Regions from separate parts of the Homo sapiens genome. Here all the other regions are linked to region 2. A link is a contact called in ENCODE Hi-C or POLR2A ChIA-PET data. All regions are on one chromosome and are shown on one strand. The core of a region is the stretch at or near the end of the contact, and the rest is flanking DNA. Distances in the headings are between cores, read along the strand shown. Region 1 holds the start of RTP4 (receptor transporter protein 4). Region 2 holds the start of LPP (LIM domain containing preferred translocation partner in lipoma). Region 3 overlaps LPP (LIM domain containing preferred translocation partner in lipoma).

Region 1 (3,856 bases), core at 758-3,257, 790 kb before region 2:
TTCTCTGTATCCTACCACTGAAAGACGGCCCCCACACCTGTGCGTATTTGCCCTTCCACATAATTTACAGAGTGGAGGGCAGAGTTTGATAATCCCTTCATGCAGCTGACCTCCTGCCTCAGGACCCAGGAAATCTCCCTACGGTTCCTCTGACACTGGCTCCAGTGTGCCAGCCTGGAACCTGAAATGCCATTCTCAGCTTCTCTTCAGGGAGTGAGGTGGGCGGACACATGGCAGGTTTTGGAGTCACACAGACCCGGGTTCAAGTCTCACTTCCACTGCTCGTTAACTGAGGGGATTTGGACAAAGTACCCCAGCTTTCTGTGCAGTTAACCTGCAAAACTCCAAGAATAATCCTTCGCGGGACTGGTGAGGATACATGGGGTGTAGGAGATGAGCATTAAACACGTGCTCCCCTACGCTGCTCCTAACCTCCCTGTCTCCACCTGGGTGTGAGCATCTGTGGGGGCAGGAATTGTTTCTTAGCTACAGGATACTCTTTTCCCAGTGCCAAAAACAGTGCTTTTGTGTCCGGAATTGGTGGGTTCTTGGTCTCACTGACTTCAAAAATGAAGCCACCGACCCTCATGGTGAGTGTTACAGCTCATAAAGGCACAGTGCCCAGAGTTTGTTCCTTCTGATGTTCGGATGTGTTCTGAGTTTCTTCCTTCTGGTGGGTTTATTGTCTTGCTGGCTCAAGAGTGAAGCTGCAGACCTTCCGGGTGAGTGTTAACAGCTGATAAAGGCAGAGCAGACCCAAACACTGCGCAGCAGCAAGATTCATTGCAAAAACCAAAAGAACAAATCTTCCACCACGTGGAAGGGGACCCGAGCCGGTTGTCAGTGCTGGCTGGGGCAGCCTGCTTTTATTCTCTTATCTGGCCCCACCCACATCCTGCAGATTGGTCCATTTTACAGAGAGCCAATTGGTCTGTTTTACAGAGAGCTGATTGGTCCGTTTTGACAGGGTGCTGATTGGTGCATCCACAAACCCTGAGCTAGACACAGGGTGCTGATTGGTGCATTTACAAACCTTGAGCTAGATACAGAGTGCCCATTGGTGTATTCACAATCCCTTAGCTAGACATAAAGGTTCTCCAAGTCCCCACTAGACTCAGGAGCCCAGCTGGCTTCACCCAGTGGATCCCGCCCCGGGGGCAGCAGGTGGAGCTGCCTGCCAGTCCTGCGTGTGTGCCCGCACTTCTCTGCCCTTGGGCGGTCGATGGGACCAGGCACCATGGAGCAGGGGGTGGCACTCGTCGGGGAGGCTTGGGCCATGCAGGAGCCCAGGGTGGGGAGACTCAGGCATGGCGGGCTGCAGGTCCCGAGCCCTGCCCCACAGAGAGGCAGCTAAGGCCCAGCGAGAAATCGAGCTCAGTGCCGGTGGGCCGGCACTGCTGGGGGACCTGGCGCACCCTCCGCAGCTGCTGGCCCAGGTGCTAAGCACTTCACTGCCCAGGGCTGGGGGCCTGCCGGCCGCTCCGAGTGCAGGGCCCGCCAAGCCCACGCCCACCCAGAACTCTAGCTGGCCTGCAAGCCCTGCATGCAGCCCCGGTTCCTGCCCGTGCCTCTCCCTCCACATCTCCCAGCAGGCTGAGGGAGCCGGTTCTGGCTTTGGCCTACCCAGGAAGGGGCTCCCACAGTGCAGTGGCTGGCTGAAGGGCTCCTCCAGCGCGGCCAGAGTGGGCACCGAGGCCGAGGAGGCTCCGAGAGCGAGCGAGGGCTGCGAGGGCTACCAGCATGCTGTCACCTCTCACTTTGCCTATTATAAAAAATGAGAGAGAGAAAATAAAAGCGAATTTATATGTGACCCCAGAATCTAGAACAGAGCTCTTTATCTCTCTCTCAGCAAGGCCTATTAACTAACACAGTTTTGCTGCTGTCTGTTTTCAGAACAAAGACTTGTTCTGTGTACTCAGACAGTCTAAAATGAAGGTTGAAAAAAACAGCTCATGTCCATACACAGAAACAGAAACTGAACCGAACACCGAAACTGAAACTGTTTGTCTCTTCCTGAGAAACGAGCAAACCTGAAAGCTACTCTCTCAGCTTCAGAGGGAAAAAATGGTTGTAGATTTCTGGACTTGGGAGCAGACATTTCAAGAACTAATCCAAGAGGCAAAACCCCGGGCCACATGGACGCTGAAGTTGGATGGCAACCTTCAGCTAGACTGCCTGGCTCAAGGGTGGAAGCAATACCAACAGAGAGCATTTGGCTGGTGAGTGTGGGTTTCCCAGGCAATAGCTCTTCTGAGAAGAGAGGCTCAGGCTCAGCTTAGCATGATTTATTCCTCTGAGAGCTTGTTGAAGGAGTAAATGTCACCAGGGCCTCCATCCTATTGTGGTCATAGTACTCTTTAGGGTCGACATGATAAGACGACTCCAAACCTCCATTTTGTTTAACTGCTGGAAGTTTCTTCTTTTACTAGGTTTCCCTCCGTAAATATTTCTGGAAAACCCTGGAGAAGGCTCCCTATTCCATAAATTTTCCCTTCTAGTTTCTCACCACGTCATTTGTTCCAGACTACCTCTAGAGTCTTTTGCAGTCTCCCCAGCAGTCCTGACCAGCTTCCCCCAGCTGCACCAGCTCTCCAAGCCTTGGCACTGTTCAGTACAAGCCTGGGACGGAGCCTTTTTTTTTTTTTTAAATATCTTAAGAATTGGCTAAGATCAAGCAGTTACTCTGAACATTGCTTTACTGAAGGCCTGGGGATAATAGTATAGAATGATGTTGCAAAAACTAAATCTAAAACCCAGTTCATGGAGTCACCAAGTAATACTCCTCCCTTACTCACCACTTCCCTCTTTAACCCCCAGCAAGCCTCCAGGTTGCAGGAACCAGTTTCCTTGACCATGTTAGGAGGGTGAGAATTGCTGACCTGGATAATCAAATTTATTTTTAAATGACACACAGGACCTTCGGTATAGTTTTCATCTGACCTATTACTCAGCTTGCCTGCCTGCCCCATCCTGCCTCAGGTATGGCCTACTCCATTCCTTATGGACTATTAGCTATGCCATGCATCTTCAGACTTCCACACTCTTGTTCATGGAGTTCTGCTTGTTCAGCAGACCCTCCCCTCACCCCTCCCTGCTCATCCTTCAAGGCCCACTCTAGTGCCTCCTCCTCCTAAAAGCATTCTCTGGTTCTCCTAGGCAGAGTAAGTATTCCTTCGTATACATTCCCATAAGATAATGGGATAAGATAAAATATATATGTATATGTATACATAAATGATATATAATTATATATACATATGTACTATGTATTTCAGAATAATAAATTTATAAATAATATATGTATTATTATATATTGTATCAAATACAGTATATGCTTATTTTTAGCTGCAGAATCTGTTGTTTAAATAAAGCCTCCTAAACGTCTCCAGAACAGTTCTCAAGTCACTTGTCAGAGCCCGTATAGCAGTCATGTTGCTCTGCTTTCTAATCCAGGGAAATGTGTAAATATTTCTGTCCACACCAGCCAGAGCTTTTTGAGGGACTCATGATGTCTTACAACGTTTTGGCACTCCTCCAAACAGAAAGAAGGTGTTTCTCCTGTTGGGATGATTTGATTTGATTGTCATTTCGAGATCGGAAAAGCAACCTACCAGTGTACTTTTGGAAAATATCAATCAGCTTTTGAAAAGCATTTTGTAGTTTACAAAGTGTTTTCACATACATCGTCTCTTTTGATGCTGCCAATATAACCCTTGAATTTTTTTTTTATGGATTCAAACAATGAGGGTTATAGAAGGGAAGGGCTTTGCCCAAGGTCTTCCTGATGTAAACTGGATCTTCAACCCAGGTATGAGGGATGCAGTCTGTTTCTCCAGGTGTGAGAGATTAGCTACAC
Region 2 (3,802 bases), core at 2-2,501:
TATTCAAACCAGTTCATCTCGTTCGCAGACTTTTTTGAAGCTATAAGCACAGAGCAAGCTTTCTGGGCGGGGCTCAGAAGTAAACGTTAAACTCCAGGGATTCATTTATTTGAGCACAGGACAGAGGAAGTTGCCCTGAAGCAACTGATTGTCATTGATATTCAGGGCTCGCTGTCAACCAGGACCTTCCAGGAACTGGCTCTGGGCCAAGAGCAGTAGAAATCACTGGGTGGTCCGCACAGCTCGCGGGCATCTAACCTGCTTCAAGGCTCAGGGCTAAAAGGGAGCCAGGGCCCTTCCTGGAGGCGGGAACCCAAGTGGGAGGCAGAGCGCCTGGGCCCGCTCCTCGATCTGCTGAGTGACGACCCTGTACAAGTCATTTCTCTTCCGAGAGCTTCAGTTTCCTCACGTGCCAAGCGGACGGGTTGGAAGTTGGTCTTTGCCAGCTCTGACACCTTGTAAGTTTTGAGTCTTGCTGGGAATCCAGGGCGGGGCTCACGAGGAAAATCTTGGAAGGGGATTTCATGGCTGGATCTCTTCCACTCAAGCTCAGTGCCCTAATTTGACGCCTTAATAGTAGACGCAGGCTTTTCCATTTTCCAGGAGCCCCCTGACGCGGCCGCTTCCTCCTACGTCTCCTTCCTCTTCCTCTAGCAGGGGCAAAGTCTCCACATCTCCCTCTTTCTCTTCCTCCTTTGCAAGCTCCCTGCATTCCCGCGTCTCCTCCTCTTCCTCCCAGGAAATGCAATGCCCTCAGTGCGCCCACCTTTTGGCAAAGCCACTGCCGGCTGCGGGTTTCCCCTCCCCCGCCAGGCGAGCTCTGCGCGGCGGCTTCGCGGGCACACGCCTTCCCATACCTTACATGGACAAATGCGTGCAGGCAAAGTCAGGAATTCAGGCCCCTGACGTCAGCCTCCAGCGCTCAGGGCACCGCACGGGAGACCAAGGGGAGGGGGTGGGGACGGTGGGGAGGAAGGAGGGGGAAAGGCACCAACCAGCAGCCGCTCCAGCCCTGCCGAAGTTTCACTTTTTGTCTGTGGGTTCGTTCCCGGGTCCCGCGCGAGCTTTCCCGGGATAAGTAGCTTTAGCGATCGGGAGACAGCCGGGCGCTGCAAGGTAAGGGCTGGCTGCACGGCCCGGGGCGCGGGGCGTGGGGCGCTGGGCGCGGGCGGCGCGCTCGAGGAGGCCAGTGTGGGGCGCGGGGCCGGGCCTGTCCGGGGCTGGGGACAATGGGAGGGGGAGTGCCCGGGCACCTCCTCCTCTGCCTCTGCCTCCGCCTCCAGCCGCCGCCGCCGCCGCCGCCGCCGCCACCACCACCGCCGCTGCCCCGGCTGCCTCCTCCCTGAGGTATTGTTGCAAATCCTTCCTTCCCCTCACCCTCCACCCGCGGGCGCCTCGGGAACCCCCAGCCCTCCCCCGGCGCGAGCGCCTCCGGGGTGGCAAGAGCGCAGGGCGCGCGCCCTGCTCTGGCCTGGCCCGCTGTGCGGAAGTGCCGGCCGCGGCCCAATCACGGGGTGCACGCCATGGGGGAGGGGGACCCAGAGTTTTTCCAAAAGCGTCGACCCCAGGCTAGGCGGGGTTGGAGCCTTGCGCGCCCCCTGCCCGGACTTTTCTGGGCGCCCAGGGGGCGGGGCCACGCCCATCCGCTTAGAGCTTTCGCGGAATCACAGTTGTCACAGCGGAAAGGGCCTAGACCCAGTCCTCCAAGTCCTCCCATTTTACAGTTGGGGCAGCTGAGGCCCAGAGAGAAGGAGGGTCGCCCGGAAGTTATTTACTAGAGGCCAGACCATAATTCAAATAGTTGGCTCCGGACTTAAGTTCCCTTTCTCTAAGCATTTCTCTAGCACCCTGTGTGTGGCAGACCCTGTGCTGGGTGTATTGGACGTTGCCCTCAAGGAACTCAGTTGAACCTGGGAGTCAAACCTGGCCTAGGGTAGAAAATGCTAAGTGCTGGAGCAAAGGCGTGGACAAAGTTAAAGGAAGTTCCAGGGAGGGGGTTTGATTTTCTGGTCCCTGGGACGGCCTTTTGGAGAGTCCTGCACTGAATGGGGTTTTTGGAGGTTGAGGAGTTTCCTGAAGCCAGCTAGCGGCTTGGAGGAAGACATCTCTTCGAGGGAACCGTGGGCCAGAGAAGACTAAGTAGTGTGGGAAATGGAGATGAAAGTATAAATATTCTTTAGTTGGAGGCAAGGGGTTGGGGATGGGGGAGGTTGTGATATGAGATGAGCTAATCAGTGGAATTGTGCCTGGGTGCTTGGACAGGGCAGAGTCTTTGGAACCTCGGAGTCGTAGGAGAACTGAAAAATCTCTCTGGCTTCCCTTCCCTTAGAAGGGATCCACTGCTTTCCCTCCCCCAACACAAAACAACTAGCGAGAACTCAGGGTCTTCTCTGGGGCTTTTGCTAGTACCAAACTCACTTAACTGTGTTTCCAGTCCCCTTTCTCTTTCCATTCCTTCCCCTTTTACTAAATCTCTTGCCTTTCCTGTAAAATTCACTCTCACTAAGGTGTTGATGACTTAATGGCTTACCTTTCCCTGCACATGTGCATTTTAAGAAAGCCTAAAGTGAAGAAGGGGAAAGTGTGGCTAGGCACCTTTACAAAGCATCTAGCTCCCTCTCCCATCCTCCCCCTTCCTCAACTCTTATAGATAGAAGAATAGGTAAAGGTCCACGAAGGTGGGTGCTAGACCTAGAGCCTATGGTCAATAATGGTGGACAGTGGGGGGTTAGGACATCCAATATGGTTTTCTCCACTTCGTCACCAGTTTTTCTGCTTGCACAGTTCCTGCCAGCACCAGGGGGCAGTTAAAGGAAAAAGTGTGTGGGCCAGGCACGGTGGCTCACGCCTGTAATCCCAGCACTTTGGGAGGCCAAGGCGGGCGGATTGCCTGAGCTCAGGAGTTAGAAACCAGCCTGGGCAACATGGCAAAACCCTGTCTCTACTAAAAATACAAAAAATTAGCTGGGTGTGGTGGCGGGGAACTGTAGTCCCAGCTACTCGGGAGGCTGAGGCAGGAGAATCGCTTGAACCCGGGAGGCAGAGGTTGCAGTGAGTTGAGATCACACCACTGCACTCTAGCCTGGGCGACAGAGGGAGACTGCCTCTCAAAAAAAACAAAAAACAACAACAACAAACAAAGGAGAGTGTGCATTTTTGCATTTAATTTCTACAATGCAGGCCCCAACCCCAACACCCAAAACTTTATAGTCTAGAATGTAGGCTCCAGAGGGGATTACCTATTCTGAATGGTAGGGGTAAAAGCCTGGGGCCTTAGGGTCTGGCAGTCCCCCCAGAGGCAGGCTCTCTGTAAGCAGCATGGGTCTAGAGTTGGTTTTGAGTGTACGCAGAGGGAGGAGAAGCTGAGCTGATGAGCTGATTGCTGTGGCTGGGACTTGAGTAGGATCTTTCTTAGAGTGACACATTCTGGTGAAGACAGTTCCAGGAAATGATGGACGGGAGAGGAAACTTGGTTATAAAGGGGCTTAAAAATGCCAGGCTAAGGAGTTTGGATATATCTTAAATTCATCATTTGAGGGTTTTGAGCAGGCTGAGACATGATTTAGAGGGGAGGTACTGGCATCGAGAAGCCCCCTGCTGCCCAATTCCAATGAGAGAGGTAATAATTTGGCCTAAGAATATTATTGGCTTGGCACGATGGCTCAAGCCTGTAATGCCAGCACTTTGGGAGGCTCGAGGCAGGTGGATCACCTGAGGTCAGGAGTTTAAGACAGCCTGGCCAACATCGTGAAACCCCGTCTCTACTAAAAATACAAAAATTAGCCGGGTGTGGTGGCATGTG
Region 3 (3,549 bases), core at 1,033-3,532, 680 kb after region 2:
GCTTGAACCTGGGAGGCAGAGGTTGCAGTGAGCCAAGATTGCACCACTGCACTCCAGCCTGGGCAACAGAGTGAAACTCCGTCTCAAAAAACAAAAAAAAAAATGCTTCCCCACACCCACCCCCAACGAACGAACAAACACACTTAGGAAATAGGGAAGAAGGTTATGTTTTGGGACAACTTTCTATACACTGAGAAAATCCAAGAGGTCTCCACATCTACCTATAAAATTCAGTGATGCTCAGAGCTGACATGTCAATTTTTCCTATTACATAGTAAGAAGCTCAGCATTATGGGCCGAGTTTATTGGACACTGCAGAAATTCATTTACATTGTGTGCTTACCCTGGATTGTTGTTGAGTCCAGCTGACTGTTGCTTCACAAATTAACTGTCCTTTGAGACTTGGAAATATTGAAATTGCATAGAGTTTTTGTGAAATCTCAATCCTGTAGTATTGTGTATATTACAACAGGTGCTCAATAGACTTCTGGATTATTAAATTGAGTAATATTTGTAGCAAAGATCTGTAGGCTGAATTATAAAGCTAATCTGTGGGGGGATGCCAAGATTTCTCTATCATTCTGCTATGTTTGCCATGGTCTACCAGGAGATGGCGCCTGGTAAGAGTTCCATATTTTAATGTATTCTGGTCCAAATCACTGGAGTTGGCAAAGATGGAGAAGGAGGAACTGAGCAGTTCATCCCCAAAGACATGATGACACCACTATAAGTGTGAAGCCAGCAAGAGTGCAAAGACTGAGAGCAGCGTGGTCATACCTAGACATTTATCTGGAGAGCAAAATCAAGCACTGGGGCTCAAAGGGTTCAGTCCCAGCAGTTAGGAGAGAGAGGAGTCTCCTAGGAGTAGTTGCCCCAACAGCTGCTAGAAAGTCCTGATCCTTTTTGGTCTGAGCCAACCAGGTCTCAGCCCAGTCCCACTTGCCTCAATTTAAAGTGACATTTTTGGTCTCTAGCTGGGTGCTTCCCCCTCTGTAGCATATAACAAGGATACACTTTCAAGGCAGGGAGCCTGGAGGACAAGGAGATAACCCTGCAGGCCTGGCCACCCAGGCTCTTTCCGGTGTTCCATGTACACTGCATAGATTGAGTGGACACCCAGGTTAAAGAGATCTCTCAGTACTCTTGGATTTTCCTTTACCTTAATTTTGAAATTATAATATTTTAGACATAACTTGTGCAGGATCACACAGTGAGTCTATAGGAGAACTGGATGAGAACCCAAGTTTTCTGACTTTCAATCAGCTCTCTCTCCCTACATGTACCTTAACATGTATCATAAAGATGACTGTTGCCATATGGGCTAAGCCCTCCATTTTCTGAGTATGCTATACCACCTCCTTCCCTCAGAACAATTAACAGAGGATCTCATAAAGATGTGCTATATATGTGTCCCATAGATTTTAATGAGACTTCAGTAGGTGGGAAGGTGTAGTATTTATTCTGGGATATTGGAAGAGCAAGTTGGATAGGACCTTAAATTTTCTACATAGATACTTGTGGAGGACAGGCTCTAGGGTGACTTCCAATGACCCCTGCCTCCTGGTGTTTACATCTCTGTGTAATACCTCTCCTTGAGTGCAGGTGAATCTGTAACTTGCTTCTAATCAATAGAAGAAGGCAAAGGTGTTGGGGTGTAACTTACCATGATTACATGTTGTGATATACGAGTCCATCTCAGCAGATAGAGAGACTCTCCTTGACAGCTTGAGGAAATAAGTGACCATATGAGAGAAGCTCATGAGGCAAGGAGCTGTGAGCAACCTTTAGGAGCTAAGGACAGCTTCCAGCAGACAGCCAACAAAAAGCTAGGATCCTGACTCACATACCCACAAGGAAATGAATTCCGCCAATAATCTGAATGTGCCTGGAAAAGATTCTTCCACAGCCAACCCTCCAGATGAGAATGCTACTCAGCTGACACTTTGATTGCAGCCTGTAAGACTCCGAGTGGAGGACCCAGCCAGAGTCATGCCTGGGCCCTCAGAAACTGTGAGATAGTAAATGTTTGTTGTTTTATGCCACTGAGATTGTTAGCCAACAATCAAAACCTAATACAATAATACCCTTTACTGTTTTCTAGACAGCTGCTATTTAGAAAAGCCTCCCACCCAATAAAAGAGTCCCCTTTATAGTTTTCCAAGTAGGTGGTTATCAGGGTTCTGCTTCACCATCTTCAGTGGCAAGGAACTTCCATTTCACAGGGCAACCATGTGTGTATTACAGAGGCTTGCATGTTGTCAAGTTCAGCTGTGGTCTTCAGCGGGAGCCTAGGACATGCCAGGGATTTCAAGGTAGGCTGGTGAGGGGTTCCTGGTTTTCTTGGTCCTGAACCATCCCAGTGCCATTCTAACAGTTGCAAGTCTGCCTCCTTCATGACAAAAGGACTGGAGGAAAATGTATCTGGCAAGTCGATAACACTGGATCGTTTGCTCCCAGCTTTACCACTTGGCATCAGTGCAAACTTTCACCCAGTTAAATAACTTAATGAGCCCTGCTCTGCATGCTTGCTTCACAGAGTTGTGACGATCAAGTAAGACAGCATCTATGACAGTGTTTGTTGGCTGTAAGTCAGCAAATGATTGCAAATGATGATTATTATTAAAATAATAGTCATTTGTCAGTAAATATTTGTCAAAGCTGGTCCACACTGAGGGAGACAGGCTCTCCAGGGAAACTGCTGATGCAGAGATAAAGAGGAGACCAGCCCCAGTTTGGAATTGCATCACTGATTCTGAATTCCCCATGGTACATTTCAGGTCTTGCTTCAGGAATTTGTTTTTTGTTTTGTTTGGTAGGAACAAGAATCCCCTAGAGCCAGTTATGTTGTCATCAAACTTAGTTGCTAATTAGGCACCAAAGCAAACCTATGCCAGTGAGACAGAGTTGAAACTTGAATTCCTTTCTGCAGGTGGAGCGTTGGATCCTAGAGGCGGTGTATACAGCTTGGCTATTTTGATGCTTCTGCATGCAAGAAGGTTTAAGAGAATCTGAGTAAAGCAATTAGCATCCCTCTGTCTGCAGGCAAAACTGGTTTGGACATGCTTCTCTCTTCTTGAAGGGCTGTTAGAGCCTTGGCAGTGTATCTGACGAAAGATTTCACTAAGCAAAATGTCTTCACTTACAAATCCAGCCACTTTGCACTCTCAGTCAGCCTCAAATTCATTTATTTTCTTTAGAGTTTCCCTACAACCACGAACCACCAAGAATTAAATTAATCCCCAAGAGCCTGAGCAATTATGAGGATGTTGAATCTATCCATTCAAGGATGTCCCAGCAAGGACTGTTCATTCTTTTAACGTAAACTATTTATATGTTTTGATTCTCCTCATTTGGAAGAAAGAAATAAGTTTTCATATATGTATTTTTCAGGGTGTATTTTATATATCTGTTTATATTACACTGTTCACATTACTATTAAAGCATCCCCATTTTATTGTAAGTTTATTTTGCCTGCTTCGGGAAGAACAAGACCAAGATCCCATTATTAAAACCAAAATCTTCCACAAAAGTTTCCTTTTAAAAACTTAG

Evidence for each region. A loop is a pair of places that touch in the nucleus more often than their neighbours do. ChIA-PET counts read pairs that join two places held with the same protein, here RNA polymerase II (POLR2A). Pooled maps may share reads with other maps.
Region 1: a map of naive thymus-derived CD4-positive, alpha-beta T cell shows a loop between it and region 2 (4-fold over the local background). The contact joins the promoter of RTP4 here to the promoter of LPP in region 2. A Hi-C loop is called at or near these places in 1 of 168 maps with a recorded cell type or tissue (naive thymus-derived CD4-positive, alpha-beta T cell) and 5 of 50 pooled maps. POLR2A ChIA-PET finds 5 or more read pairs at or near these places in 1 of 52 experiments (PC-9).
Region 3: a loop to region 2 is called in a map of mammary epithelial cell, with 3 times the contacts of the local background. The contact joins the enhancer-like site here to the promoter of LPP in region 2. A Hi-C loop is called at or near these places in 1 of 168 maps with a recorded cell type or tissue (mammary epithelial cell). POLR2A ChIA-PET finds 5 or more read pairs at or near these places in 2 of 52 experiments (MCF 10A and activated CD4-positive, alpha-beta T cell).

The regions. Positions count from the first base shown.
Region 1 is chr3:187,366,378-187,370,233 of GRCh38, forward strand. RTP4 (receptor transporter protein 4) reads left to right here and starts at 2,008. Exons shown (of 2, transcript NM_022147.3): 1 at 2,008-2,219. The coding sequence starts at 2,065. RefSeq lists an enhancer at 1,869-2,218.
Region 2 is chr3:188,152,906-188,156,707 of GRCh38, forward strand. It overlaps LPP (LIM domain containing preferred translocation partner in lipoma), which reads left to right and starts at 1,252. Exons shown (of 12, transcript NM_001375462.1): 1 at 1,252-1,347. LPP-AS2 (LPP antisense RNA 2) reads right to left here and starts at 1,183. Exons shown (of 1, transcript NR_036497.1): 1 at 1-1,183. RefSeq lists enhancers at 1-687, 2,487-3,385 and a silencer at 1,120-1,459.
Region 3 is chr3:188,830,520-188,834,068 of GRCh38, forward strand. The region is part of intron 9 of LPP (LIM domain containing preferred translocation partner in lipoma); the gene reads left to right. Among named protein-coding and RNA genes, the nearest start is that of TPRG1-AS1, 120 kb to the right of the region's middle. Within about 2 kb of position 2,283, at least 3 of the 41 ENCODE cell types and tissues checked have a DNase peak (open chromatin) inside an H3K27ac peak, as active enhancers do.